Regions from separate parts of the Homo sapiens genome. Here region 1 is linked to region 2. A link is a loop called in an ENCODE intact Hi-C map of the cell type or tissue named here. Cell type or tissue: mucosa of descending colon. All regions are shown on one strand. Each heading gives the region's core, and the rest is flanking DNA. Links, peaks and the distances in the headings are about the cores only. Region 1 holds the start of LOC124903055 (a long non-coding RNA gene). Region 2 holds the start of LINC02414 (long intergenic non-protein coding RNA 2414).

Region 1 (14,789 bases), core at 3,207-11,206, 330 kb after region 2:
CTTTCCTTTAGAAGGAAAAAAATACCCCCCATTTTTCCTAATTTAGAGTCACTAAAAACTAAGCTGTGCTTTCTTAAAGCCCTGTGAACTGAAGCCAGACAACTTAAACTTCAGAAAAAAATAACATACATATTTACATACATAAGCCACTTTCATACCTGCCTACTGATGTATAGACTTCAGAGTAATGCAGCCTATATAAATTTTCCAGGATTGTTCTTTTGTTTGTTGTTGTTTTCTCCCTTTATCCCCCTATTTTCTCTTCATAGGACATGAGACCTAACAAGCTACTAAAAATGAACTTTTCTCATAACTCAGGATGTACCAGTCTAGGAATAAACCATCCTAGCCAGGAGATATCAGATGAAACCTGAGACCAGAGACTCATTTTCTTCTAAAATACCTTCTTCAAAAGATTTTTAAAAAAGAAAAGGGGAGAAATGTGAAAGGAAAATAAATCTTGGGACCTCAAAAATCACTAAGCTAAAGGTCAAGCTGGGAACTGCTTAGGAAAAACCTGCCTCCCATTCTATTCAAAGTCACCACTCTGCTCATTGAGTTAAGTGCATATCTGATTGCCTCCTTTGGAGAGGCTAATTAGAAACTCAAAAGAATGCAACCATTTGTCTCTTCTCTACCTATGACCTGGAAGCCTCCTCCCCACTTCGAGTTGTCCTACCTTTCCAGACCCAAGCAATGTTCATCTTACATATGTTGATTGATGTCTCTTGTCTACCTAAAATGAATAAAATCAAACTGTGCTCTGACCACCTTGGGCACATGTCATCAGGACCTCCTGAAGCTGTGTCATGGGCACCTGTCCTCAACCTTGGCAAAATAAACTTTCTAAATTAACTGAGACTTGTCTCAGATATTCGGGGTTGACAACTCCCTCATTCACTCCCTCCCTCACTCCCTCCCTTACTCATTCATCTCACTAACTCATTCACTCATTTACTCTCACATTCTCTCACTCACTCATTCACTCACTCCCTCACTTATTCATTCATTTACTTATTGCTCATTCACTTACTCATTCATTCATTCAAAAACTCATTTATTCCCTCACTCACTCCCACACTCACTCTTTCATTCACTAATCTACTTATTCTCTCACTCACTCCCTCCTTCACTCACTCTCTCACTCACTTAATCACTCATTTATTCCATCATTAATTCACTCCCTCACTCACTCCCTCACTTTCTCATTCACTCACTCATTCATTCACTCACTCATTCTCTCATCCACTCATTCACTCCCTCACTTATTCACTCCTTCACTCTTTCACTATTCATTCCTTCATTCACACACTCCCTCACTTACCCATTCACTCACTCATTCACTCCTCATTACTCATTCACTTGCTCACTCACTCACTTTCTCATTCATTCACTCACTCATTCTCTCACTCATTCACTCCCTCACTTATTCACTCCTTCATCCACACACTTTCTCACTTACTCATTCACTCCTCATTACTCATTCACTCACTCCCTCACTCACTCATTCACTTACTCATTCATTCACTCATTCACTCATTCATTTACCCATTTATTCACTCACTCATTCACTCCTCATTACTCATTCACTTATTCACTCACTCATTCAATCAATCACTTAACTCATTCATATGGGAGGAGACATTTGGGGAGGGGGCCGGAGAACCCCAAGTGCAGAAGAGGACCCGGGGGTTTGAGCCCAGGCTGGGGAGGGGCCTCTCAGTGGCAGAGCATAGTGTGAACACACTTGCACATCATTATTGAATTGGAAAATGAGATTTCCAGAACCAGGTAGCCTTCTCTCTCTGGGTGCCAACAGCTAGAACATCTGTTCCTGAAACAGTGATATGGCCGTCAGCACAGTCAAGAATTGCACCATTTGGGAGGCAGGAAATCGTTTCCAGGAGAAAGTGCTCCATACAGATGGCTAAGCATCTGGTCCTGGAGAATCTGCAAATGCAGAAAACTTCAGGATTTAAAAGAAACTCAGATTTGTTCCCTTTACCTAATTGTTCCCAACCCTTCCCTGAGCCTTTTCTCTTTTAGAGACAATGGAATGGGCTAGAATGTGCTGAAGGGTGCGGAATGCTGGGCAGGAATCTCACCTCTGGGGATAAACCACAGACAGGTGATGTGGTGGGGAGAATTTCCCCGCTCTTTCCAAACCAGTGGGAAGTTCCAGTTGGGAACATATTCCCCAGGGCACTGAAATATTAAAATAGAGCATGGACTTATCAGAATGGTGCATGGACCAATCCGAATTGACCACAGACCACACAGACTGGAGCATGGGCCAATCAAGATGAAGCATTTTCCAATAAGGATGGAGCATAGATCAATGAGAATGGATTATGAGATGATGAGCCAATTAGGATGGAGCATGAACCAATCACAATGAAGCACAGGCCAGTCAGGCTGGAGCATTTTCCAGTCGGAATGGAGCATGAGCCAATCGCAACGGAGCACCAGCCAATCAGGCTGGAGCATTTTCCCATTGGAATGGAACATGGGCAAATCACAATGGACACCCGTCCAAAACCCAGCACAGAGGGAGCACTGTGTCCAATTGAGTGTCTGTCATGGCTGCACTCACCAGGTCCCCTTCTTATCCTGCCACCCTAGGCCGTGGGTCAGGAGACAGAGGTGCCTGGAGGAGCCAAGACCAAGCCCCACTTCTGCCTGTGCAATGGAACACCCAAGCCGAGAGAGGACTGTGAGTGACAGAGGGACAGGAGCCCAGGGATGCACTGTGTCTGTCTGTCTGTGCAGGAGCCCAGAGACCTCAGGCAGCCCCAGGCTTCCAAGCTAGCATTTGTGCTCATCACATCTGGGGTCGACTCCAGGACAAGCTGATACTTACAGACACAGAAGGCGATTTAAACGTGTCCCCAGGAGATGACAATGTAGTCTGGGGTGAATTCATTTGTAAGAGTCTGTTGACATTCATTGTAAAAGATGAGTACTTCTCACTGGTCCTCACATGTCTCATCCCTGAGACGGAGGGGGAGAACATCATTTTAATTGCCATACGGTATGTGTTTCCTGAAGACTTTATGGCTGCTTTGCAGTTTATCATTGAGGGGTAGATTTATAGCACTGTCTGTGGGCCCTTGCCTGCACTGGGCTTGTCAGGCTCTAGGTAAAATGGAGAGGGTCTATGGGGTGTGCCCTTTCCACGCAGGTGTCTCCAGAGCTGACTTGTGGCTCAGGGCCAGAGGCAGGTCTGGGACAGTCCAGCCAGAGATCAGAGCCCAGGCCTGCTGTGCAGGTCCAACTCCCAGTGCTGACCCTGACAGCTGTGCTGTGTGATCCCAGAGCCATCCTCACCACTGAGCATGGTTCCCTTCTCTGTAAAGCAGGGAAACTGATGCTCTCCCAGGGACACCACTCAGCAGCTATTCCCCCAGTGCCTGGAACAGCCCCTTAAGGATCACCCTTCACCCAGCCTCAGTCCACGTGGTTTGGGGACATCCCCAGTCCAGGGGCAGATTCCATAACCAAGTCACAGTCAATCAGCACAACGCCCTCCAATGGGAGGTGACTGGCTCAGGCATAGGGGTGTGAAGCCATCAGGGCCAATCAGGTGCAAGGAGATTTGGGCTGAAAGGGTCTGGTCTTTCTCACTGGCTGTGACCTGAGGTGGGCGTGGCACAGATTGCCCTGCTGGAATCAGTGGGCAGAGCCTGCTTGAGACTGGAATCCACATGGAGGAAGCAGAGCCAGGGGTGGACCAGGCCTTGGTGATAGTGACCTGAGCTCTGGACACACCCAGATCTGAAAACAGGCCACTCTCGCCCTCTCCTAGAAGCACCCATTAATCCCCTTTGGGGCTTAGGCCCTGCGAGTGGGGTTTGTGTCACTAACATCAATGAGGACAAGATGGTCTTATTTCAGAGAATAATCAGGGAACTGTGAGACAATCCACTGAAACAGGAGGTGATGCTTGTGCCTGGCCACAAGAACCCTAAACAGAGGTTGCTGTTAGTATACGGAGCTCTCCTGCTGCTGGGGTGCCCCTCATTTAACCGAGATGGATCAGGTAGAATGAACCATTTCAGCACGACAAAGTCCAGATGGAAGTGTGAGTCTCAAATGTGGGCATCATTCTCATCAGTGCTGGTGTTTCTGCATTGCCCCCGACCCCAGCCTGGCCCGTGAGACACCTGCCCCTGGGTGTCCTTGGTGGGTGCTCCTCTCCCTCCCCCGAGCAGTGGACCAGGCTCATCCCGGACCTCCTCCTTTCCACCTGCTCCCCATCCCCAGGGTCAGCCCCTGTGACTCAAACACCTTCTACTGCTACTGACCACACACCAGAGGGAGACCCACCCACACCTCTGCCATGTCACACTGACCTTCACCTATTTCAATTTTCTTCCCTTATCACCACCTGAGGTTTTAATGTAGGTTATTTTGGTTACTCTTTGTTTGCAATGCAAACAAGCCCAGTAAGGGACAGGACTTGGTCTTGGTCTCGGCCTCAGCTGTCCCCCATTTGTTGAATGGACAAATGGATTGATGAATGGATTAATGGATTGCTGGATGGATGGATGAGGGGAAGAATGAATTAATGGGTGAATGGATAGGTAAATGGATGAAAGAATGGATGGATGGATGAGTGGGTGCATGGATGAATGGATAGATGAATGAATGGATGGATGGATGGATGAGTGGGTGCATGGATGAATGGATAGATGAATGAATGGATGGATGGATAGGTGGATGAGTGGGTGAATGAAAGGATAATGGAAAAATGAATGAATGGATGAATGGTGAATGAATGGATGGATGGGTAGATGGATGAGTGGGTGAATGAATAAATAATGGAAGCATGAGTGGATGAATAGGTGAATGAATGGGTGGATGGATGAATGGATGGATGGAAGGATGGATGAATGAATAGATGGATGGATGAATGGATAGGTGAAAGAGTGGATGGATGGATGAATGAATAGATGGATGGATGAATGGATAGGTGAAAGAGTGGATGGATGGATGGATGGATGGATGGATGGATAGATGGCTGATGGATGGATGAGTGGGTGAATAAATGAATGGATGAGTGGAGGGACAGATGGATAAAAATTTGCACAGCTCACACTCTCCTCTCAAATGATTTTTCTGAGTCCTTCCCACTTTCACTGGCTCCTGGTCACCTGCCCAGTGTCCTATCTGCTGTGCCTCCCTGAAGTCCATGAGGACCCTGTGACCTGCACTGGTCAGAGAAGCCTTCTTGGAGGAGGGGGCTCAGGTAGAGCATGGAGAAGAGAAGAACTTAGGGGTGGAGTGGGGGCACAGCCTGCAGATGGTGGGGAGGGAGGCTCCATCCCCAAGTGGTGGGTGGGGTCTCACAGCCTCGCTCTGGCTCTGTTGGACTTGGGAGAGTGCTGGTAGCTAAATATGCTTTTTCCCAAAAAGTCTATAACCAGGGGATGGGAAGTTGGGCAGGTTCACAGCCCAGCAGGAATGAGGCCAGGAAGAAAACAGGATCCAGACCGAAGCATGTACTGCTCATTTGAATATCATTTGCATGGAATTCTTAGTGCTCCTCCTCTCCCCACTCCTTCCCTGCCGCCTTCTCTGGGGCTTAGCTCACAGTGGGGCTTGTCTCAGCTCCATTAGACACCAGGGAAGGCACAGGCAGCACCACGAACACAGCTGGGTCCCCATTGAGTGTGGCCATGAAGAGAGAAAGGGCCTCCTGGGGCTGGGCCACCCCCTGGTGGGCTCATGAAGACAGAGGGAGCCTTGGACTGGGGACAACCAGCAAGCCTGTTGTGCCCCTGCTGGGACTGCCCTGCTGAGTCTATTATTAGGTTGCCCTTTGTTTGCCTGACCACGGGGGGCCTGCAGGACAGGACGGCCTGGGGACAACCTCAGAATGGGAGGGTTTGGGCCCCTCCTCTGCTCCCTTTCTTGGAGTTTCTTGTGTGAGAGAGGAAAGGGCTGCTTGGGCCACCCCACAGGAACCATGAGACCATAACTGGGGCTGTTTTAAGTCTCCAGGGGTGTGGAAGTTGTGGTGCAGGGAATGAACCAGGCCCAGCCTCTGGGAGAGAGAATGGGGAGCTCCCTGGGCCCTCTCCTGCCCCTACAGTTCACAGCCCATGGGCCAGAAGTGGTCCATTTCATAACCATGAAACCCTGGGGAGCACATGGGCTCCTGAAGAGGACCAGGGCCTCTTCTGCTGCCATTTGGGATGACACAAGTTCTGTAGAGCCGGTGGAGCCCATACGAGGGTGGGAGTAGAGGGTGACACCCTCTGGCACAGGCTGGGGAGAGACCCCAGGCAGCTGCGTGGGGAGTGCAGGGCCTGGGTGCAGGCAGCAGCCTGGGGTGTGTCCCGCAGGACCCCAAGCAGAGGCCATGGGTGCGGAAGAGAATCCCAGGGCAAATCTCATGAGAGCAGCACTGGGACACGTCTGCCGCTAAGGTTATTCTAAAGGCAGAAGCACAGGGACTTCCTGAAAGGCTGCATAGGAGCATGAGGCTTGGGCTCGGCTGCCTGGAAGAAGTGCCCTATTATTGGAGGCCAGAGGATGAGACCGAGGCAGGCTAAGGAGGAAATCATGGCCCAACCTGGGCTCAGGGCAGGGGCCCGGCTGGGGAAACTCCTGGCTCAGGAGCAGAGCACGGGAGGAGAAGCACAGCCGGCCCCTGCTCTCCAGGCCTCTGGGAGGTTGGGAAGTGCATGAAAGCACCTCTGAGTCTTGGGTTTTCCATCTGCACAGTGGGCAGGATGATGACGGGCCCTTCTTCCCTAGAAGGAACTTTTTAGGCACAAATGAGGAAATAACATAGAAAGACTTGGAGGCTTCGCCCACATAAGGCAGGAGATCACTCCAAGGTAGGATGACTGCTATTTTGATTGGCTGTAATCAAATGTAATGTCTTGTTTTCATGATTTGGATTGGAGGTGGAAATATTAATTCGAATCATCTATCCTGCAGTAAACGGACCTCCCTGATGGTGGCTTCCCCCGTTCCCTGTAACTGCCTGTGACTGATGAGCCATCAGCAGGGATGGGAGGGATGGAGCCTCGGACATCATTTACTCACTTCTGCTTGTTAAATAACTCAGGACCTGGGGCCGCTTCTCAGGGCTGGGGCTGAGTCTCCGTGCCCACCGTGGTGCTGGGCATATTTGCTGTCTCTGGGGAGACAGATGCGAAGCAGAAAGGCAGAAGGAAAAGCTGTCAGCCCAGGCGCTCCTGCCATCCCACGCCGGCCTGCAGGCCACCGCCCTCTGCCCATCCCGGAAGGACGTGTTTTCCTCTTAAATACCTGAGTCAAGGGGCTGGGGTGCATCTTTCCCTCCGCCCTCTTGCTGAGCTGCGTGGCTGCATTGAGGGGATTTTTCTGTCTCTGCCATTAAACAAATCCTGGCAGGCTAATTAGCTGTGGGAAGTTTCAGGTGCTTTCATTTTCAAAAGAAGTCAAAACAAGCACATATTATGCTTGGAACAAGCCTAGCTTTCTAATGAAAAGAGACTGCAACTGGATCATCAAACAAACGTAAACAAATAGATCAATAAATGTGCATGCATACACGTGTTCACAGAGCACAATTTGAAGGTGAAACGTGAAATGAGAGCCCGTACAGAGGTGTCAGCCATGAGATGTGCAGGGGCCAAGGGTGCAGGGCCAGGGTCAGGAGGATGTGCAGTGGAGCCGGGTTAACGTTACTGCCGCGCCCTAAGAAACGGGGAGGGGAGGGGAGGCAGGTCTGGAACCACCTAGGAGGCAGATTTGGTTGATTTGTTTCAGGAATCCTTTCTGCCTTGTGATTTAGGAGTTAACGTTTCCTTCTCCTCTTTCTGCTCCTCCTTCCTCCAATAAAGTGCCTGACCTTCATCAGTGCACACACAGGTGGCACTGGCTCAGGGCCCATCGAGGGCCAGTGTCCTGGGCCCTGCAGGGCATGTCTGTGGGAGGGCCACTAGGGTCAGGGGACAGGGCCGTGGGGAAAATCTGCCCCGTGGATGGATTTGACCGCAGCCACGCTGTCCTTCTGGGGAATAAAGGAGGAGACTTCCCTTGTCCCTGGGACAGCAGGCGCTTCCCCAGGTGGTGGCCCCTCAAGGGCTCCTCCCCAGCACGCTTCCTGCCCTCCCACTGCTCTGAGTCAAGTTCCTCCCGCTCACCTGCTGACTTCATTCCTGGTCCCCTCATCGTCATGGGCGGGGCCTTCCTGAGCTGCTCCCTTAACACTGAGGAGCTTGACCAGCCACAGGGGCCTGGCCCTCTCCAGGGTGCTGAAACCTGCTGCCGCTTCCTGGGTGGGGACTGCGTGGCTGTCCCAGGATAAGCAGATGTGGGACCCCGTGGCAGAACTACAGTTGTTTTGATGTTTCCATCATGCCCTAAATCCAGCCAGAAGCAGCTTGAAGATACCTGGTGCGCAATGTCCTGCCGATAGCCGGCGGCTGAGCAGACGCCTGGGAGAGAGCATCTTTATCCTGGATGGGCTCAGAGGACCTTCAGAGTCCAACGCACACCTCTCCAGAATCCATTCAGGCGTCTGCAGGCTGGAGACTGAGGGCAGAGGAAACAACGCCCGTGGGATCATCACCCGGCTCAGCAAATGCTCATCAATCCTTCTGCACTCGGCACTGCGCTGGGCCCCTGGGGCTTTAGAGAGGGTGAGATGTGGTCTTTGAATCTGGAGAGTCATCGCGTAGTTGTGAGCCACACTACAGCTCCTCAGCAGAGGAACAGTGAGGACGCAACATCAAACAGAAGAATCTTGAAGACGAGGCAAGGGCATTGAGGTGCTGCCACCGCCTCCGGCCGGCTCTTGCCGCAGCTGATAAACGTGCAGTATTGGCGTTGTCGGGAACTGGCTTTCTGGGGCCTCTGTCACTTCCCGTCTCTGCAGAGCTTGTGATTGAGCCTGTTCACAGGACACCTTCGTGCTGGACACAGCTTCCTGTCGTGATCCAGAAACTCACTGAATTTAATCTAAGATTGCTAACAAGAGTTTCCTGGGGCTTTGGAGGGGACCATCAGGAGTGGTGCTGCTCCCGGAGAAATAAGAAAACTGTGTCAGTCAGGGCTCAGCTTCAGCTTGAAGTGGCAGAAATGCAGCTCACACTGGTGTAGGTCAGGGAAGTCCACATGAAGCGGGGAGAGCAAGGTGTGACTGGGTCTCTGTGAGGCTGGAATAGGGAGCGGGAGCTCAGCATGGTGCTCTTGCGTCTTTCTCTGTGCAAACTTTGCTTCCTCCACTCACACTGGCTGAGCCTCACACTGACCACTGTGGACCCCATTCCTCTGGCATAACAGCTACGTGGGTAACAGACTCCAGCATTCCCTCCATGACGCCTGTTCACTGTCCTTGTAGATTTCGAAAGGGCTAGAAGAGAAGAATGTGAATGTTCCCCGCATAAAGGAAAGGTAAATATTTGGGGTGGCAGGTATCACAAGTGTCTTGATTTGGGGTGGCAGGTATCACAAGCGTCACAAGTGATCTTGATTTGATCACTACACATTATATGCCTGCACCCCGAATATGTACATCTATTATGTATCAATAAACAGTCTTGGGGAGAATCTTTGCTCTACCTGACCCAGCTTCTGTCAGCAGCCCAGCCCTGAACCAGTCGCTATGGGCAGAAAGGCAGCCGTCTGAGAAGCTCCCAGGCTGTGGGGTGAGGGGCAGCAGCCGGTCAGTGTGAGTGGATTTTCATTTGTCTTTTTCAGGTTCTGGACATGTTTTCCCCCCAGGGGAGGCCTGAGAGTCTCAGAGGCTGCAAGAGCTCCAAGTCCTCCACGACTCTCTTTAGTTCCTTTTCTGGGGAGCAAAGGCCACTCCTGCCTGCCCAGAGTCAGGAACCTCATTGGGGTTTGTGGAAGCAGCTCTGATTTGTTTTATTCCAGAATCCTTTTTGTCTGCAAGGAACTGGATTATAATTTTGAAACCATTTTTTGGCACTAAACTGATACAATCCAGGATATTATGAACATGCAACATTCAGAAAACTGGGAGAAACTGGTCATTGTCATGTGTCGTTTAGAAATATCAGATGCTGGGCCAGGCATGGTGACTCAGGCATGGTGGCTCATGCCTGTAATCCCAGCACTTTGGGAGGCCAAGGCAGGTGGATCGCTTGAGGTCAGGAGTTCAAGACCAGCCTGGCCAACATGATGAAACCTCGTCTCTACTAAAAATACAAAAATTAGCTGAGTGTAGTGGCACACGCCTGTAATCCAAGCTACTTGGTAGGCTGAGACAGGAGAATTGCTGGAACCCAGGAGGCAGAGGTTGCAGTGAGCCGAGATCACACCACTGCACTCCAGCCTGGGCAACAAGAGTGAAACTCTGTCTCAAAATTTAAAAAAAGCAGGAAAATGTAACCTGGGTGTCAAAAGACCCTAAACAAGACAAAACCACACAGGGCTAAGGTGAAAAATATATAATTTTGTCTACATCGACATTTAAAATTTCCATATCAGTAAAGATACAGTGAAAAGATTAGCCACAGACTCGGAGAAAACATTACACGACATAAAACAAAAGATTCACACACAGAATCTGTAAACGCCTTCCTAGAGTAATGTGGAAAAGATAAACAACCCAGCAAAAATTCAGGCAAAGGATATAAACAAACAATTTATGGGAGAGAAATGTCAAAGGGCAACATAGAAAAATACTCAACTCAGTAGGAATGAGGGCAAACAAGTTAAAACAAGATACAACGTTTCACCTATCTGATGGGCAGAAGTGAGGAAATGATCACGTCAAGTATTAGCCAAGTGGCCGGACACAGTGGCTCACACCTGTAATCCCAGAACTTTGGGAGGCCAAGGCGGGTGGATCACGAGGTCAGGAGTTCGAGGCCAGCCTGGCCAAAATGGTGAAACCCTGTCTGTACTAAAAATATAAAAAGTTAGCCGGGTGAGGTGGCGCAGGCCCGTAGTCCCAGCTACTTGGGAGGCTGAAGCAGGAGAATTGCTTGAACCCAGGAGGTGGAGGTTGCAGTGAGCTGAGATTGCACCACTGCACTCAAGCCTGGGCAGCAGAGCGAGGCTCTGTCTCAAAAAAAAAAAAAAAAGAAAGAAAGAAAAAAGTATTAGCCAAGATATGCGGAAAGAGGATTCGTGTATGCTGTTTGTGTGAATGTAAGTTCGAATGGTCTTTTCTAGAGAACTATCTGGATGTATCTATTGGCACAAAAAGTGCACACATGCCATGGCTCCCAATTTCACTTCTCAGCCTCTACCTGAGCATGGGCAAAGGAGGCGGGTGCTAGAATGTGTGCTGCCACGTCGACAGTCATCCTGGAGACATGGGGAAAAATAAAACTTTAGTCTCTTCCGAGGGTGATTTGGTTAAATACAGCCTATGGTATGTCCATGTTATGGAATATTGTGTAGCAGCTGATGCAAAATGGTAGCACTATATATATGCATATGGAAAGATTTCTAAGGCTTGCTATTCTACAAAACAAGCAAGGAAGAAGACATGGCCCCAGTGTGATGTGTGTGTGTGTGTGTGTGTGTGTATAAAAGCCATGGTGAAAGGGGCACTTATTTCCATCCATATGGATGTATGGATGTAAAAGCTTAGAGACCCTCTGGAAGAAGAGACACCCCCACTCCCACCAGGCCACAGTGTTTTTCTGGAAATGAATAGGAATGTGGTGAGCAGGAGGGAAAGGATGGGGTGGAGTCAAGAATGACTTTCACTTTAATCTTCAAATGTACAGTTGATATTTGCATTGATCTTGAATCCACGTATGGGGAAAAAACAGCAAAAACAACATATTTGCTCTAGGGGATGGTGTGTGGCTGGGAGATTAAGGAAAGGGTTGAGGGCGGGGCAGGAGGAGATGGGGTTTGAAGGATCAGGCAGGATTTACCATCATCCCTTTTTAGTAGTTATTTGAGGCATCACTTACACTCAGTAAAATAACAAATCTTATGAGTACAGATGGACGGGACTTCACATATGTACAGGCCTTGTGACCGCCCCCAAGTTGAGGCACAGACACCACCCCCAGGAAGCCCCTCATGCCCTTTCCAGTCCACACTCAGAGGTCACTTTTCCTGTGCTCTGTTTCCACACAGTCTTGCCTGTTTGGAAACCTAAGTGACAGGAACTGGATATAAATGGAATTCTGTGACGTGTAGTATTTCATGACTCCCATTTTTTTCTCAACATAATTTCTTGAGATTTCTCCCTAAAACTGTCTTTCTCAGGAGTGATCGTAGAGTAACGTTGCATTGTATGAAGATTCTGCTATTTGTTTCTGCATTTGCCTGGATTGTTTCTGGGTTTCACTATTTTGAACAAAGCTATTGTGTCATTCTCGTGCAGTTGTTTGTTGTGGACATATTTATGGATTTTTCTTACGTTCCCAGGAATGGATTTTCTGGGTCATGGGATTGTTCTATGTGTAACCTTCTTAGAAGCCATCAAAGAGGGTGCCTTAGGGGTGCACCATTACACCCTCCTCCACAAAACCCATCCAAGAGGGTGTCTTAGGGGTCCGACATTGCACCCTCCTCCACAAAACCCATCCAAGAGGGTGTCTAGGGGTGAACCATTGCACACTCCTCCACAAAACCCATCCAAGAGGGTGTTTGGGGGTGCACTATTGCACACTCCTCCACAAAACCCACCAAAGAGGGTTTCTTAGGGGTGCACCGTTGCACCCTCCTCCACAAAACCCATCCAAGAGAGTGTCTTAGAGATGCACCATTGCACACTCCTCCCCAGAAGCCATCCAAAAGGGTGTCCTAGGGGGGTGCACCGTTGCACCCTCCTCCACAAAACCCATCCAAGAGAGTGTCTTAGAGATGCACCATTGCACACTCCTCCCCAGAAGCCATCCAAAAGGGTGTCCTAGGGGGGTGCACCATTGCACACTCCTCCCCAGAAGCCATCCAAAAGGGTGTCCTAGGGGGTGCACCATTGCACACTCCTCCCCAGAAGCCATCCAAAAGGGTGTCCTAGGGGGGTGCACCATTGCACACTCCTCCCCAGAAGCCATCCAAAAGGGTGTCCTAGGGGGTGCACCATTGCACACTCCTCCCCAGAAGCCATCCAAAAGGGTGTCCTAGGGGGTGCACCATTGCACACTCCTCCCCAGAAGCCATCCAAAAGGGTGTCCTAGGGGGGTGCACCATTGCACACTCCTCCCCAGAAGCCATCCAAAAGGGTGTCCTAGGGGGTGCACCATTGCACACTCCTCCCCAGAAGCCATCCAAAAGGGTGTCCTAGGGGGTGCACCATTGCACACTCCTCCCCAGAAGCCATCCAAAAGGGTGTCCTAGGGGGTGCACCATTGCACACTCCTCCCCAGAAGCCATCCAAAAGGGTGTCCTAGGGGGTGCACCATTGCACACTCCTCCCCAGAAGCCATCCAAAAGGGTGTCCTAGGGGGTGCACCATTGCACACTCCTCCCCAGAAGCCATCCAAAAGGGTGTCCTAGGGGGTGCACCATTGCACACTCCTCCCCAGAAGCCATCCAAAAGGGTGTCCTAGGGGGTGCACCATTGCACACTCCTCCCCAGAAGCCATCCAAAAGGGTGTCCTAGGGGGGTGCACCATTGCACACTCCTCCCAGCTACACACAGGAGTTGCAAGGGCCCCACTTGGTCTTCAGCAGGAGGTCAGCTGTTCCAATTCCAGCCATTCTTGTGGGCATGGACTGGAGTCTCACTATGGTTTAATTTTTACTTCCCTGATGTCTGGCGATGCTGCACAACTGTCCCTGTGCTTATGGGACGTGTGAGAATCCTCTTTTGTGAATTGGCTAATCTAAATTTTTGACCAATTTTAGTCATCACATTAAAGCGTCTAATTAATAGGGTCTCAGGTCACACATTCATGATTCTAAAATCTGGACAAAGCAGAGCGTAGAGAACACCTTCTCTGCTCTGTGAGTTTATCTTTGCTTAAAGCCGTGTCTATTTAAGTCTGCGTAGCCCCTTCCTTCTCCCAAACCCAGTTTCCTCTTGTGTGAAATAGCGCAGGCCATGACTGAGTGCTGCTCTTCTGCAGCATCTGGGCAGGTGTGGCTCCCCTGGCTGGGACTTGGAAGCTTCTGGAGGCTCTGGGTTGATTCCTTTGCCTGTCAGTCAGTTTGCTGAAGGGCAGGATTGGAGGTGGGAGAGGCACTCGGCCTCCAGCTGCAGAGGGAAGCTGCCCAACCTCCCTGAGATGCCATGAGGCTGAATCAGGGGAGTCTGTGAGTCCTTCAAGGGGTGGCCACGGTGCAGAGAGTTGAATTCCAGGAAAAATCCCCTTTCCCCCTGGCTCAGCCAGAGGGCAGGGGCCTGAGATCTCCGGGTGTGTGCAGTGCTCAGCCTTTTGTGCAGTCAGGGATTCCATGGCCCCCTCGCCCTTCACAGGGAGGAGCAGACATTTGACTGAAGGTGTGAGTAGAGGGTCGCTGGGATGGAGGTGATGGAGACACTGTCCCTGGGTCCCCGCTGAGAGATGTGTCCCATCCATGGCCCTGTGGCCGGGTTCATTGTGGGGTGATCCCCCGCCATGGTGCCTGCACACTAAACACATAAACTCCTCTGCCCAGGATGCCACAAAGCCTATCCCCTCATTTTGGAACTCAGCACCTTCTCATCCCTGTCCTGGGATTCAAATTCATTGCTTACAGAAGTTCAAGGCAGAGAGAGATATGGGTAAGGATAATGGCAGTTTAAGCTCCCATCTCTGAACACATTTGACATTGTAATGAGGCAGGTTCAGCAATACACTAGACGTGATTGATATCGACAGGAGAAATTCCCGTCTTCCAAGCCAGCTCTGCACTCTTATCCCAGGCAC
Region 2 (14,789 bases), core at 2,367-10,366:
AAGTAAAAGTGGTTGGGCACGATGTCTCATGTCTGTCATCCCAGCACTTTGGGAGGCAGAGGCAGGTGGATCACCTGAGGTCAGGAGTTCAAGACCAGCCTGGCCAACATGGTGAAACTCTGCCTCTACTAAAAATACAAAAATTAGCCAGGCATGGTGGCACACGCCTGTAGTCCCAGTTAGTTGGGAGGCTGAGGCAGGAGAATCGCTTGAACCCAGGAGGTGGAGGTTGCAGTGAGCTGAGATTGTGCCACTGCACTCCAGCCTGGGTGACAGAGCGAGACTCCGTCTCAAAAAAAAAAAAAAAAAAAAAAAAAGTAATAAAAGTAAGACGTTTAAAAAGGGATTTCCAGGTTTCAGTTCACTGTCTCATTGCAGTTGAGCTGCTGGCCTCAAGAAAATTCCATGGTCTCTGGAGGACCTGGCTATGCAGACAGTGGTCGGTGGACATCCCAGTCATTTAATACCAACCACTTGGCCCAAGGGGAAGCAGTCACTTGTGGCCCTCCGGGGGGTCTTATCCCATGGGAGCAAGTGAGGAACATTGCCAACCTCTCCGTCACAAGTGAGTGGCCCATTGTGTGTAGATCACCAATAAGAACCCCCATGTGGTCCCCACAGGCCTGTGAATAGACAGAGGTAGCAGGATCAGGTCCCATCTTCTGGCAAGGGTCTTAGGATGAAACTATAGGTGTAGAAAGATGCTCCCAGTCTGAGCCAGATGCATGCCTTGGAAGGCCCAGCGGGGAAGCTGTGGTCATGGTCCCGCCTCTCCACATGCTGTCAGCAGTTATGCTTGTCAGATATGTTTGGTTCTCATCCTTCTGGGCACAAGGAAAAGACTGCACATCCTGGCTCCTTGTGGTTGGGTGGGGCCAGTGACAGGCTCTGACCAATGAGTGTTGAGTGGAAATGACACTACAATATCCATGTCAAAGCGACGAATTGTCCACGTGAGACTCCCTGGGACACCCCTTCCTTCAGGCACAGCAGCCAGCAGTGTTCACATGTCCTCCTGCCACGGGCGGAGCCTCCCTGCTGACATGTGGTGGCCGTGCAACATGCATGAGGAAGAAGCTTTTACACCGCTGAAGGCGGGTTTTTTTTTTTGGTCACTGAAGCAGAGCTTAGCCTATGCTGACTATTGCACCTCTAATTCTTCTCCTCTTTGGGGGACCCAAAACTCTAGCATTTCCTTGCACATAGTGGAAGTGCAATTAATGGATGGATGGGTGGATCATAGAATGGCCCAAAGCCCTCCAGAATCTCAGCAGTGGCCCAAGAGCTGGTCACTCACAAAGTACGGAGTTTCTTCTTTCCCCAGATCATGCTGCCTGTGTGGTGTTATTCTCACAACGGAGGCCAGTCTTGGGAAGGGCAAGTAAGCTGTAACCCAAATAGTGGGATGTTGTACAGAAGGAAGATGTCTCCCCTGATCAAAATTACCTTCTTTCCATCCAGCCAGGTTACCGGTTCCTCCAGGTGCAGAAACATGGGCCAGTGGCTGAGTCCCGGCTCCACGAGGAGATGTTGGGAGAAGGCAGCACACATTGAGGAGAAGCAAGGAGGTAGAGGCAACTTCTCAAACCTGTGTGTGTGTGTGTGTGTGCGTGCATGGGGGTGAGCATGGGGATGAGTGAACATGTGAGTGTGCATGTCTGTGAGCGTAAGAGTGTAAGTGTGCATGTGTGTTAGTGTGTGGGTGTGAGCATGTGTGAGAGTGAGTGTGCAGGGCAGTGAGTGTGTAGGTGTGCATGTGGGTGTGATTGCGAGTGTGCGTGCTGTGTTAGTGAATGTGAGTGTATATGTGTGAGGGTGCATGAATGTGAGTGTGAGTGTGTGTGGATGTATGTGAGTGTGCATGTGTGTGAGAGTATGCATGGCTGTGAGAGTGAGTGCATGTATGTGAGTGTGTGTGAGGATGTTTGAGTATGCATGTGTGCACAAGTGTGAGTGGGCATGAGTGTGTGTGTGTAAGTTAGTGAGTGTGTGCATATGTGCATGAATGTGAGTGGGCATTTCTGCCACTTCAAGCTGAAGCCGAGCCCTGACTGACACAGTTTTCTTATTTCTCCGGGAGCAGCACCACTCCTGATGGTCCCCTCCAGAGCCCCAGGAAACTCTTGTTAGCAATCTTAGATTAAATTCAGAGTTTCTGGATCACGACAGGAAGCTGTGTCCAGCACGAAGGTGTCCTGTGAACAGGCTCAATCACAAGCTCTGCAGAGACGGGAAGTGACAGAGGCCCCAGAAAGCCAGTTCCCGACAACGCCAATACTGCACGTTTATCAGCTGCGGCAAGAGCCGGCCAGAGGCGGTGGCAGCACCTCAATGCCCTTGCCTCGTCTTCAAGATTCTTCTGTTTGATGTTGCGTCCTCACTGTTCCTCTGCTGAGGAGCTGTAGTGTGGCTCACAACTACGCGATGACTCTCCAGATTCAAAGACCACATCTCACCCTCTCTAAAGCCCCAGGGGCCCAGCGCAGTGCCGAGTGCAGAAGGATTGATGAGCATTTGCTGAGCCGGGTGCTAATCCCATGGGCATTGTTTCCTCTGCCCTCAGTCTCCAGCCTGCAGACGCCTGAATGGATTCTGGAGAGGTGTGCGTTGGACTCTGAAGGTCCTCTGAGCCCATCCAGGATAAAGATGCTCTCTCCCAGGCGTCTGCTCAGCCGCCGGCTATCGGCAGGACATTGCGCACCAGGTATCTTCAAGCTGCTTCTGGCTGGATTTAGGGCATGATGGAAACATCAAAACAACTGTAGTTCTGCCACGGGGTCCCACATCTGCTTATCCTGGGACAGCCACGCAGTCCCCACCCAGGAAGCGGCAGCAGGTTTCAGCACCCTGGAGAGGGCCAGGCCCCTGTGGCTGGTCAAGCTCCTCAGTGTTAAGGGAGCAGCTCAGGAAGGCCCCGCCCAGGACGATGAGGGGACCAGGAATGAAGTCAGCAGGTGAGCGGGAGGAACTTGACTCAGAGCAGTGGGAGGGCAGGAAGCGTGCTGGGGAGGAACCCTTGAGGGGCCACCACCTGGGGAAGCGCCTGCTGTCCCAGGGACAAGGGAAGGCTCCTCCTTGATTCCCAGAAGGACAGAGTGGCTGCAGTCAAATCCATCCACAGGGCAGATTTTCCCCACGGCCCTGTCCCCTGACCCTAGTGGCCCTCCCACAGACATGCCCTGGCAGGGCCCAGGACACTGGCCCTCGATGGGCCCTGAGCCAGTGCCACCTGTGTGTGCACTGATGAAGGTCACGCACTTTATTGGAGGAAGGAGGAGCAGAAAGAGGAGAAGGAAACGTTAACTCCTAAATCACAAGGCAGAAAGGATTCCTGAAACAAATCAGCCAAATCTGCCTCCTAGGTGGTTCCAGACCTGCCCCCTCCCCTCCCCGTTTCTTAGGGCGCGGCAGTAACATTTACCCGGCTCCACTGCACATCCTCCTGACCCTGGCCCTGCGCTCTTGGCCTCTGCACATCTCATGGCTGGCACCTCCGTGCGCGCTCTCATTTCATGTTTCACCTTCAAATTGTCCTCTGTGAACACGTGTATGCATGCACATTTATTGATCTATTTGTTTATATTTGTTTGATGATTCAGTTGCAGTCTCTTTTCATTAGAAAGCTAGGCTTGTTCCAAGCATAATATGTGCTTGACTTCTTTTGAAAATGAAAGCACCTGAAACCTCCCACAGCTAATTAGCCTGCCAGGATTTGTTTAATGGCAGAGACAGAAAAATCCCCTCAATGCAGCCACGCAGCTCAGCAAGAGGGCGGAGGGAAAGATGCACCCCAGCCCCTTGACTCAGGTATTTAAGAGGAAAACACGTCCTTCCGGGATGGGCAGAGGGCGGTGGCCTGCAGGCCGGCATGGGTTGGCAGGAACGCCTGGGCTGACAGCTTTTCCTTCTGCCTTTCTGCTTCGCGTCTGTCTCCCCAGAGACAGCAAATATGCCCAGCACCACGGTGGGCACGGAGACTCAGCCCCAGCCCTGAGAAGCGGCCCCAGGTCCTGAGTTATTTAACAAGCAGAAGTGAGTAAATGATGTCCGAGGCTCCATCCCTCCCATCCCTGCTGATGGCTCATCAGTCACAGGCAGTTACAGGGAACGGGGGAAGCCACCATCAGGGAGGTCCATTTCCTGCAGGATAGATGATTCGAATTAATATTTCCACCTCCAATCCAAATCATGAAAACAAGACATTACATTTGATTACAGCCAATCAAAATAGCAGTCATCCTACCTTGGAGTGATCTCCTGCCTTATGTGGGCGAAGCCTCCAAGTCTTTCCATGTTATTTCCTCATTTGTGCCTAAAAAGTTCCTTCTAGGGAAGAAGGGCCCGTCATCATCCTGCCCACTGTGCAGATGGAGAACCCAAGACTCAGAGGTGCTTTCATGCACTTCCCAACCTCCCAGAGGCCTGGAGAGCAGGGGCCAGCTGTGCTTCTCCTCCCGTGCTCTGCTCCTGAGCCAGGAGTTTCCCCAGCCAGGCCCCTGCCCCAGGCCCAGGCTGGGCCATGATTTCTTCCTTAGCCTGCCTCGCTCTCATCCTCTGGCCTCCAAGAACAGGGCGCCTCCCTTCTTCCAGGCAGCCGAGCCCAAGCCTCTCGCTTCTACGCAGCCTTTCAGGAAGTCCCTGTGCTTCTGCCTTTAGAATAACCTTAGCGGCAGACGTGTCCCAGTGCTGCTTTCCTGAGATTCACCCTGGGATCCTCTTCCGCACCCATGGCCTCTCCTTGTGGTCTTGCAGGACACACCCCAGGCTGCTGCCTGCATCCAGGCCCTGCACTCCCCACACAACTGCCTGGGGTCCCTCCCCAGCCTGTGTCAGAGGATGTCACCCTCTGCTTGTACCCTGCAGGGGCTACACCTGCCCTTCAGAACCTGTGCCATCCCAATGGCAGCAGAGGAGGCCTTGGTCCTCCCCAAGGGCCTGTGCACTCCCCGGGGCCCCTGATCCCTGCAGGGGGTTGTGCCTGTGCCCTGTGACCAGTTCTGGTGCATGGGCTGTGAACTGTAGGGACAGGAGAGGGCCCAGGGAGCTCCCCATCCTCTCTCCCAGAGGCTGGTCTGGGTTCTGTCCCTGCACCACAACTTCCACACCCCTGCAGGCTTAAAACAGCCCCAGTTATGGTCTCACGATTCCTGTGGTGCGGCCTGGGCAGCCCTTTCCTCTCTCACACAAGAAACTCCAAGGAAGGAAGCAGAGAAGGAGCCCAGACCTCCTGTTCTGAGGTTGTCCCCAGACCATCCTGTCCTGCAGGCCTCCCGTGGTCAGGCAAACAAAGGGCACCCTAACAATAGACTCAGCAGGGCAGTCCCAGCAGGGGCATACCAGGCTTGCTGGCTGTCCCCAGTCCAAGGCCCCCTCTGTCTTCTTGAGCCCACCAGGGGGTGGTCCAGCCCCAGGAGGCCCTTCCTCTCTTCAGGGCCACAGTCACTGGGGACCCATCTGTGTTCATGGTGCTGCCTGTGCCTGCTCTGGTGTCTGATGGGGCTGAGACAAGCCCCACTGTGAGCTGAGTCCCAGAGAAGGCGGCAGGGAGGGGGTGGGGAGTGGAGGAGCACTAAGAATTCCATGCAAACGATATGCAAATGAGCAGCACATGCTCGGGTTTGGATCCTGTTTTCTTCCTGGCCTCATTCCTGCTGGACTGTGAACCTGCCCTACTTTCTGTCTCCCAGTTATAGACTTTTTGGGAAAAAACATTTTTAGCTACCAGCACTCTCCCAAGTCCAACAGAGCCAGAGCGAGGCTGTGAGACCCCACCCACCACCTGGGGATGGAGCTTCCCTCCCCACCATCTGCAGGCTGTGCCCCCAGCCCGCCCCCGAGTTCTTCTCTCCTCCATGCTCTGCCTGAGTCCCCTCCTCCAGGAAACCTTCTCTGACCAGTGCAGGCCACAGGGTCCTCATGGAGTTGTGGGGGTACAGCAGACAGGACACTGGGCAGGTGACCATGAGCTAGTGAGAGTGGGAAGGACTCATAAAACTCATTTGAGAGGAGAATTTGAGCTGTGCAAATTTGTATCCATCTATCCATCCACTCATCCATTCATTCATCCATCCATCCATCCACTCTTTCACCTATCCATTCATCTATCCATCCACCCATCCATCCATCCATTCATCCACTCTTTCATCTATCCATTCATCCACACACCAATCCATTCATCTATTCATTCTTCATTCATTCACTCATCCATCATTCATTCATTCATTTACCTATGTATTCATCCATTAATTCATCCTCCCACTTATCCATTTATTGATCAGTCATTTTGTTCATTCATCAATCCACTTCTCCATTCAACAAATAGGGGACAACTGAGACTGAGACCAAGACCAAGTCCTGTCCCTCATTGGGCTTGTTTGTGCTGCAGACAAAGAGTAACCAAAATAATCCACGTTAAAGCATTGGGTGGTGATAAGGGAAGAAAAATCAAGTAGGTGAAGGTCAGCGTGACATGGCAGGGGTGTGAGTGGGGCTCCTTCAGATGCGTGGTCAGCAGCAGAAGGTGTTCGAGCCACAGGGGCTGACTCCTGGGGACGGGGAACAGGTGGAGAGGTGGAGGCCTGGGATGAGCCTGGCAGGAAGAGGAATGCCCATCGAGGAGACTCAGGGGCGGGTGCCTCACGGGGACCGTGGCCAGGCTGGGGTCGGGCGCAGTGCAGCAACACCAGACTGAGGAGGACAACGCCCACACTGGAGACTCGCAGTTGCATCCGGACTTCGTGGGGCTGAAGTGGGTCCTTCTTCCTGCTCCGTCTCGGGGATATGAGGGGCACCCTGGCAGCAGGAGAGCTCCGTATACTAATAGCAGCCCCTATTTAAGAATTCTTGTAGCCAGGCACCCTCATCACCTCCTGTTTCTGAAATAGGCCTATCTTGTCCTCATTGATGTTAGTGACACAAACCCCACCGGAAGAACCTAAGCCCTGAAAGGGGATGAATGGGTGAATCTAGGGGAGGGGCAGAGCGACCTGATTTGAGGTCTGGGTGAACCCAGGGCTCAGGTCACTATCACCAAGGCCTGATCTACCCCGGCTCTGCTTCTTCCTCGTGGACTCCAGTATCCAGCAGGCTCTGTCCACTGGTCCCAGGGGCGCAACCTGTGCCACGCCCCCTCAGGTCACAGGCAGTGAGAAAGGCCAGAGCCTCTCAGCCTGTTTCCTTGCATCTGATTGGCTCTGATGGAGTCACACCCCTATGCCTGAGCCAATCACGTGCTCTGGGACAGCCGTGTGCTGATTGGCTGTGACTCAGTCATGTGATCTGTCCCTGGCCTGGGGATGTCCCCAAACCACGTGGACTGAGGCTGGGTGAAGGGTGATCCTCAGGGGGCTGTCCCAGGCACTGGGGGAATGGCTGCCGAGTGGTGTCCCTGGGAGAGCATCAATTTCCCTGCTTTACAGAGAAGGGAACCGTGCTCAGTGGTGAGGATAGCTCCGGGATCACACAGCACAGCTGTCAGGGTCAGCACTGGGAGTTGGACCTGCCTGGAAGGCCTGGGCTCTGATCGCTGGTTGAACTGTCCTTGGCCTGCCTCTGGCCCTGAGCCACAAGTCAGCTCTGGAGATGCCTGGGTGGCAAAGGCGCGCCCCCTAGACCCTCTCCATTTTACCCACAACCTGACAATGAGCCCAGCACAGGCAAGGACCCGCAGACAGTGCTATAAATCTACCCCTCCATGGTAAACTGCAAAGCAGCCATTAAGTCTTCAGGAAACACATACTGTATGGCAATTAAAATGATGTTCTCCCCCTCCGTTTCAGGGATGAGACATGTGAGGACCAGTGAGAAGTACTCATCTTTTACAATGAATGTCAACAGACTCTTACAAATGAATTCACCCCAGACTACACTGTCAGCTCCTGGGGACAGGTTTAAATCGCCTTCTGTGTCTGTAAGTATCAGCTTGTCCTGGAGTCGACCCCAGATCTGAGGAGCACAAATGCTAGCTTGGAAGCCTGAGGTCTCCGGGCTCCTGCACAGACAGCCGGACAGACAGACACAGCACATCCCTGGGCTCCTGTCCTTCTGCCCCCCACAGTCCTCTCTCAGGGTGGGTGTCTCGTTGCACAGGCAGAAGTGGGGCTTGCTCTTGGCTCCTCCAGGCACCTCTGTCTCCTGACCCACGGCCTGGGGCGGTGGGATAAGATAGGGAGGGGCCTGATGAGTGCAGCACCAGGAGAGACACTCAGCTGGACACACTGCTCCGTCCGTGCTGGGTCTTTAGACAGGTGTCCATTGTGATTGGCCCGTGCTCCATTCTGACTGAAAAATGCTCCAGCCTGATTGGACGGTGCTCCATTGTGATTGGCCCATGCTCCATCCTGATTAGATCATGATCCATTCTTTGTGGTTCCTGATCCATTCTCACTGAGGTATGCTCCATCCTGATTGGCAAATCTTTCATCTTGATTGGCCCCTGCTCCAGTCTGTGTGGTCTGTGGTCAATTCTGATTGGTCCATGCACCATTTAAGTCGGTGCCCTATTTTAATAGTTCAGTGCCCTGGGGAATATGTTCCCAGTTGGAACTTCCCACTGGTTTGGAAATAACTGGGAAATTCTCCCCACCCCATCACCTCTCTGCGGTTCATCCCTAAGATTCCTGCCCAGCATTCTGCACCCTTGAGCACATTCTAGCCCATTCCATTGTCTCTAAGGGAGAAAAGGCTCAGGGAAGGGTTGGAAGCAATTAGGAAAAGGGAACAAGTCTGGGTTTCTTTTAAATCCTGACGTTTTCAGCATTTGCAGATTCCCCAGGGCCAGATGCTTAGCCATCTGCATGGGGCACTTTCTCCTGGAAACGATTTCCTGCCTCCCAAATGGCACAATTCTTGACTGTGCCGAGGGCCATATCACTGCTTCAGGAACAGACGCTCGCTGCTGGCACCCAGAGAGGGAAGGCTGTCTGGTTCTGGAATCTCATTTTCCAATCCTATAATGATATGCAACTGTGTTCACACTACACTCTGCAGCTGAGAGGCCCCTCCCCAGCCTGAGCTCAACTCCCCTCAACCCTTCCCCAGCACAGAGCGACTCTCAGACTCGGGGTTCCCCTGTTCCCACCCCAAAATGTCTCCTCTGCAACCTGGTACAGTGCCAGATCCCAGGGGTGCACCTCCCATCCTCTAGGTAAGCATTGCCCCTCGGAAGCTCTTTTACAATTAAAACCTGCCAGGGAACTCAACCCCGCTCTCAAGGTCACCGAGTGCTCGCATCTGCTTTTTATGGTGCCCCAAGAACCTTTCCCTCCTATTCCACCAAGAGCACACTGGTTTCCCATGGAAATGACCCCCCCCCCAGTTCTCAGATCATGCGTCTGTCCCAGCTCTGGGATGGTTGTTGATGAGGCCTGGCCAATCAGAGCATCTTGATCAGGGCACCTGGTGCTGGATGGACACAACCCCCAGGCAGTGAAAGCCCGAGGGACCCACATCTGGGCTTTGACAGAGGACTGGGAGGATGGATCTCTTCATAAATGTCCCTGAGAGGAGGGGAGTGGGTTTGGCACTGCAGGTGGAGGGGTTGGCCCCACATGGCTGAGCTCAGCCAGGAGAGGAACCAGACAGGCAGCAGAGTCAGAGAGAAGGAGACAGAGAGACAGACACAGAGAGACAGAGAGGTCCTGGTGGCTTCTCCCGGGCCCATCCATCAAGCTGTACCTGCAGATACACAACCCTGGACCCTTCAGTTGGTTTGAGTTGGGTTTTTTGTCTCCTTCTAACAGAGTCCTAAATATGGAGAAGACATCAGAGCGGGAGGTGGAGAGGCTTTGACAAACCTCCAGTTTACAAGCAGCACCTCCAGACTGGAGACTGCTCCCCGTTTCCTCCCAGCACCCACCCACGGAAGCAGCTGGTGCCCATAGCAGGGACGGCTGAGGGATGTGTCCAGGACGCCCTCCCAGGAGGCTCGGTGTTTGGGCTCCTCAGCTCATCCATCAGCACAGACATCCTAGGTCCTCCCCACTGGAGGGACTGGGGTGGAGAAGGGACCACTTCACCCAAGGTCTGAATGAAAAGGCTTCCACAGGTGAGGTGAGGACGGCGGGGGTGAAGGTGAAAGCCTGGACATGACCCAGAAGGGTGGACGTTGGCCTTGACCAACTGGCAGAGCCCCAGGGGATGGAGTGAGATTGATGCCCCCGGGCCTGGCTGGCACAGAGCCAAGGAAAACACCTGCGTCAGAGCTTCCTTCCACCCACCCCCTATGCCCACCCCTTACCTAGCTGTGGAGTCCCCAGAGCTAGAGAGGACCCTCCCTTCCTGCCTACTCTCTAGCAGGGTAACCCCTGCCCAAGACTCGTTTTTACTTCACTGAGAAGTACTTGGCTGGTCCGTTTCCCCTTAGAACTGCAGAGGTCGATGCAGCGGCAGGGGTCACCAGCCCTGTCACCTGGGCAGGGCTTGCAGATAGTGCTTGATGGGTCAAGTCCAGTTCCCAGGTGGAGCTTTAGCCCATGGAATCCTTCAACATCAGAGCACACAGAACCCCCTTAAACCTAATCGATTTTTTTTTGCCAGTGTTCTGTGGTAGAGCTGGGTGTCGTTCACCTAATCTGCCTTCTGCAGATGGAAACTAGGGCAGCTCAATGTGACCCTGAATCTCACAGAGCCAGAGAGGATGTCCTGGAGTCTATTTCTTAGCTCACACAGGTGTATTTTCTGCCGGGTGGATTCCTAGAGGGAAGACGCAAGAGCTGAGCACCATCAATGTCCCCACGTGAGCCCAGGGGCTGGAGAGTCTGTTGCTGGTCATGCACCATGTTCCCCTCAGAGCCCCTCACCACCCTCATCTCTCTCCTCACCACCCTCATCTCTCTCCTCACCACCCTCATCTCTCTCCTCACCACCCTCATCTGTCCCCTCACCACCCTCATCTGTCTCCTCACCACCCTCATCTGTCCCCTCACCACTCTCATCTGTCCCCTCACCACCCTTATCTGTCCACTCACCACTCTCATCTGTCCACTCACCACCCTCATCTGTCTCCTCACCACCCTCATCTCTCTCCTCACCACCCTCATCTCTCTCCTCACCACCCTCATCTCTCTCCTCACCACCCTCATCTCTCTCCTCACCACCCTCATCTGTCCCCTCACCACTCTCATCTGTCCCCTCACCACCCTTATCTGTCCACTCACCACCTTCATCTGTCTCCTCACCACCCTCATCTGTCTCCTCACCACCCTCATCTCTCTCCTCACCACCCTCATCTCTCTCCTCACCACCCTCATCTCTCTCCTCACCACCCTCATCCGTCTCCTCACCACCCTCATCTCTCTTCTCACCACCCTCATCTGTCTCCTCACCACCCTTATCTGTCCACTCACCACTCTCATCTGTCTCCTCACCACCCTTATCTGTCCCCTCACCACTCTTATCTGTCTCCTCACCACCCTTATCTGTCTCCTCACCTTCTCATCCCCAGCCTGGCACCCACTGGGACCTCCAGCTCCTCCACACCCAATTCCCTTTCCCTTCCTCCGCCACTCCCACATTCTTACCTACCCCATGCTGCAAAAGAGACTCAATACATTGATGTGTCCAACTCACAAGATTCTCCCTCTGACTTTGCAACAGGGAGAACCTCTGCCCCAGGTTAGGGCCAGCGTCATCCTTTCAAACACTCTCTTGCATCTGGACTGACTGCCCCCAGTTTTGACAGTACCTCAGTGTGCAGCATCATCCCAGGCCCTGCTTCCCAGGCACCGCCCCATGGGGTGAGCAGCCTCCTGGTCTCTGACTCCCTCCTCCCTCTGACTGCCCCACCCCTGCCCACCCAGACCCATTCAGGAAAGCCAGGGGCTTGTGTTTGAAAATCATTTTCCTCCCACAGGGCCCTGAGCCTGAACCAGGCCTGGTCAGGGGGTCTCTACGCCGCCCCCCGGCCCCACAGCCCCGTACACGGGGAAGGCACACGCGGCTGGGCTCTGATGCAGCTCAGGACCCTGCTCCTCCTTGGAGCCAAGTGGCTGAGAAGAAGCTGCCTCCTGTGTGCCGGACCCTCCCATGGGGAGCACTTGCTGGGTGCCTCTGTGGCCCTGAGACACTGCTGCAGAATGGAGATAAAGTCACTGGCTGGCTGTCCCCGGGCCCACCCGCCTTCCCATGTGTCCACAAAGGATGGCCTCAGGCTGCCTGGGGCTGTGCTGGACGACCCCCATGTGGCCACCCAAGGGCATGTTGGGGTGAAACATATACCCAGGTTACTATCCTGGGCACTCTGGGGTCCTTCGGGGCCTGCTGTGTGGGCTACCCTGGCTGGCGGCCTCTCCTGAGTCTACAGTTGGGAGCTGGCACCAGCTCTAGACTCAGGCTGATCCCTCAGAGGATGACTGTGCAGCCCTCCCCACCCCTCCTGGCACTGGGTTGCCAGCCGCAGGTGGCCTGTGGCTCTGCTGCTCATCACGTGTCCAGCATGGGGTGGGATATGGTCTCCCCTCCTGCAGGGACCCTGATGTTCACACAGGATCCCCAGGAGCCCCTCACTGTGTTCAGCTGAGTCAGCACTCACTCCTACACGGCCTCCCCATCAGGCAAGCAACCCCCCCACCCATGCCCGCCCTCCCTGGTCCTGTCCAGGCCCAGAGGGGGTGATTGTTGCAGGGTGACTGTCTGTCTCCATCTCTTCTTAAGCCGTGTGTGTGTGTGTGTGTGTGCGTGTGTGTGTGTGTGTAGGGGGGGGTTACAATTATGGGAAAAGCCCCGCTGGACCTCCTGTTGCCAAGAGAAAGGTGCCTCTACCTTCAACTTTGTAGAACAGAGTGGGTGTCAGGAGGGTGGCAGCTGAGGCCATGGCCAGGTGCTCCTCAGTGAGTGGATTCCCCAGACAAAGTCTTCACCTCTCACCCTGCCAGCTCCTCCTCACACACCTATTCCTGTTATTTCAGTGAATGGCATCATCCTCCTCCCATCGATCTAGGTGCAGAGCCCTAGAAACAGGGCCCAAGAGGGCCTGGAAGAAATGAGAAGAGGACTCCATGTTCATGGTCAGCCCTTTCCTGCACTTACTACTCACCCACACCTCCAGCCCCTGCTCTCCTGTGGTCCCCTCCTGGGTCTCCCGCGGTCCCTTCCTTGGTCTCCCACGGTCCCTTCCTTGGTCTCCCGTGGTTCCCTCCTGGGTCTCCCGTGGTCCCTTCCTGGGTCTCCCGTGGTTCCCTCCTGCATCTCCTGTGGTCCCCTCCTGCGGGCGGAGTGGCAGCTCCTGGATATTCTCAGACTCACCTCTCAGGTCTGCACACCCTCCCAGCCCCCCTGGTGTTTCTTTCTCATCTGAGCAAATCCCTTTGGCATCAGAGAGAGGCCTGTGGACAGCCCACAGGAAGGCATCTAGGGCAGTGAAGCTCAAAGCACTTCCCTGGTGTGGGGGTGAAGGCTGATGTTTCCAGAGAAGACATGTTTCCACCACACTCTACATGGCTGCCTAGTTCTCTGTCCACACCAGCCTGGCTGTCAGGAAAGGCACATTTGCATGGAAGGGGCTCAGGGTGTGGAAGAAAGGCAGACTCAGGGTGGACTCAGACAGGAGCAGAACCACACGCATCACATGAAAAGCACCATCAGTGGACAGAAACCCTTAGTCAGACTTCACAGCATTAACAGCCCTAGCGTAAAAGAAATTGCTTGGCATGTCTCCTCCCATCTCTGCACATCATGTGTCAGGTGGCCACTCAGATGGCTAATTGACTCCCTTGAGGAGCAGAGGCTGGGTCCAGGCAGGAACAGTGGTTCTGGTGTGATAATGTGACAATTAAACAAAGTGGCATCTGATTAAGTGACCACATCGATTCTCTTAACATGGAAGGACAGTAGCTCTTAGACCAGGTGGCATAAATCTCACTTTCTTTTCCAGGCTCCCTCCAGTGGAAATGTCAAGGTAAGAAATAGGCCAGCGACAAACATGGACAGATACATCCTAGCCCTAATATACTCACCAAGCTCCCTCTAATGCTGGCCAGGTACTATGCATTCATCAATCTGTCCATATTCCAGCGTTTGATGAAGTCTCCAGGGAAATAGCTGGTGCTGTCAGGTGATGAGCAGATGCAACCAGAGATGGATGACGGGGTCATTAAGAAACAGAGGAGCAAATGGGCAGACAGAAAAATGGAGAATTGGTGAAAACGGGGATGGGTGTGCAATGGATGACTGGATAATTGCAGGACAAATGGTATAATTGGTTAAAATCCAGATGATTGGTTAAAACGGGGGGGATGGGTGTACAAATGGATGAGAAGGTAGATGGATGATGGATGGACAGATGGAAGGATGGATGGATGGATGGAAGGAAGAAGGATGTATAGTAACCTGAGTATATGTTCAGATAAGTGAATGGGGAGATGGATGGATGGATGGATGAATGGAAGGGAGACGAATGGATAGTAAGCTGGGTATATGTTCAGATAAATGGATGGGCAGATGGATGGATGGATGGATGGATGGATGGATGGATGGAAGGAAGAAGGATGTATAGTAACCTGAGTATATGTTCAGATAAGTGAATGGGGAGATGGATGGGTGGATGGATGGATGGATGGATGGATGGATGGAAGAGAGAGAAAGATACATAGCAACCTGGGTATATGTTCAGATAAGTGGATGGACAGATGGATGGATGGATGGACAGATGGAAGGATGCATGGATGGAAGAAAGAAGGATGTATAGCAACCTGGGTATATGTTCAGATAAGTGAATGCAGAGATGGATGGATGGATGGATGGAAGGAAGAGAGAAGAATGGATAGTACCCTTGGCATATGTTCAGATAAGTG

Evidence for each region. Hi-C counts contacts between places; a loop is a spot of excess contacts. Peaks named below come from ENCODE experiments on the same cell type or tissue, not always from the same donor. Only the 100,000 strongest peaks of a DNase experiment are listed, where the experiment ranks them.
Region 1: a loop joins it to region 2, with 7 times the contacts of the local background. A loop is called at or near these places in 42 of 110 quality-filtered maps.

The regions. Positions count from the first base shown.
Region 1 is chr12:131,304,786-131,319,574 of GRCh38, reverse strand. It overlaps LOC124903055 (a long non-coding RNA gene), which reads left to right and starts at 6,764. Exons shown (of 2, transcript XR_007063528.1): 1 at 6,764-6,845; 2 at 6,949-9,549. RefSeq lists enhancers at 5,230-6,129, 7,032-7,933, 7,934-8,835. In mucosa of descending colon, for the core only: no CTCF peak of the experiment used is centred there; no DNase peak of the experiment used is centred there.
Region 2 is chr12:131,634,824-131,649,612 of GRCh38, reverse strand. LINC02414 (long intergenic non-protein coding RNA 2414) reads left to right here and starts at 1,492. Exons shown (of 2, transcript NR_146868.1): 1 at 1,492-1,568; 2 at 2,084-3,695. RefSeq lists enhancers at 2,405-3,395, 3,396-4,387, 4,416-4,992 and a silencer at 10,638-10,832. In mucosa of descending colon, for the core only: no CTCF peak of the experiment used is centred there; no DNase peak of the experiment used is centred there.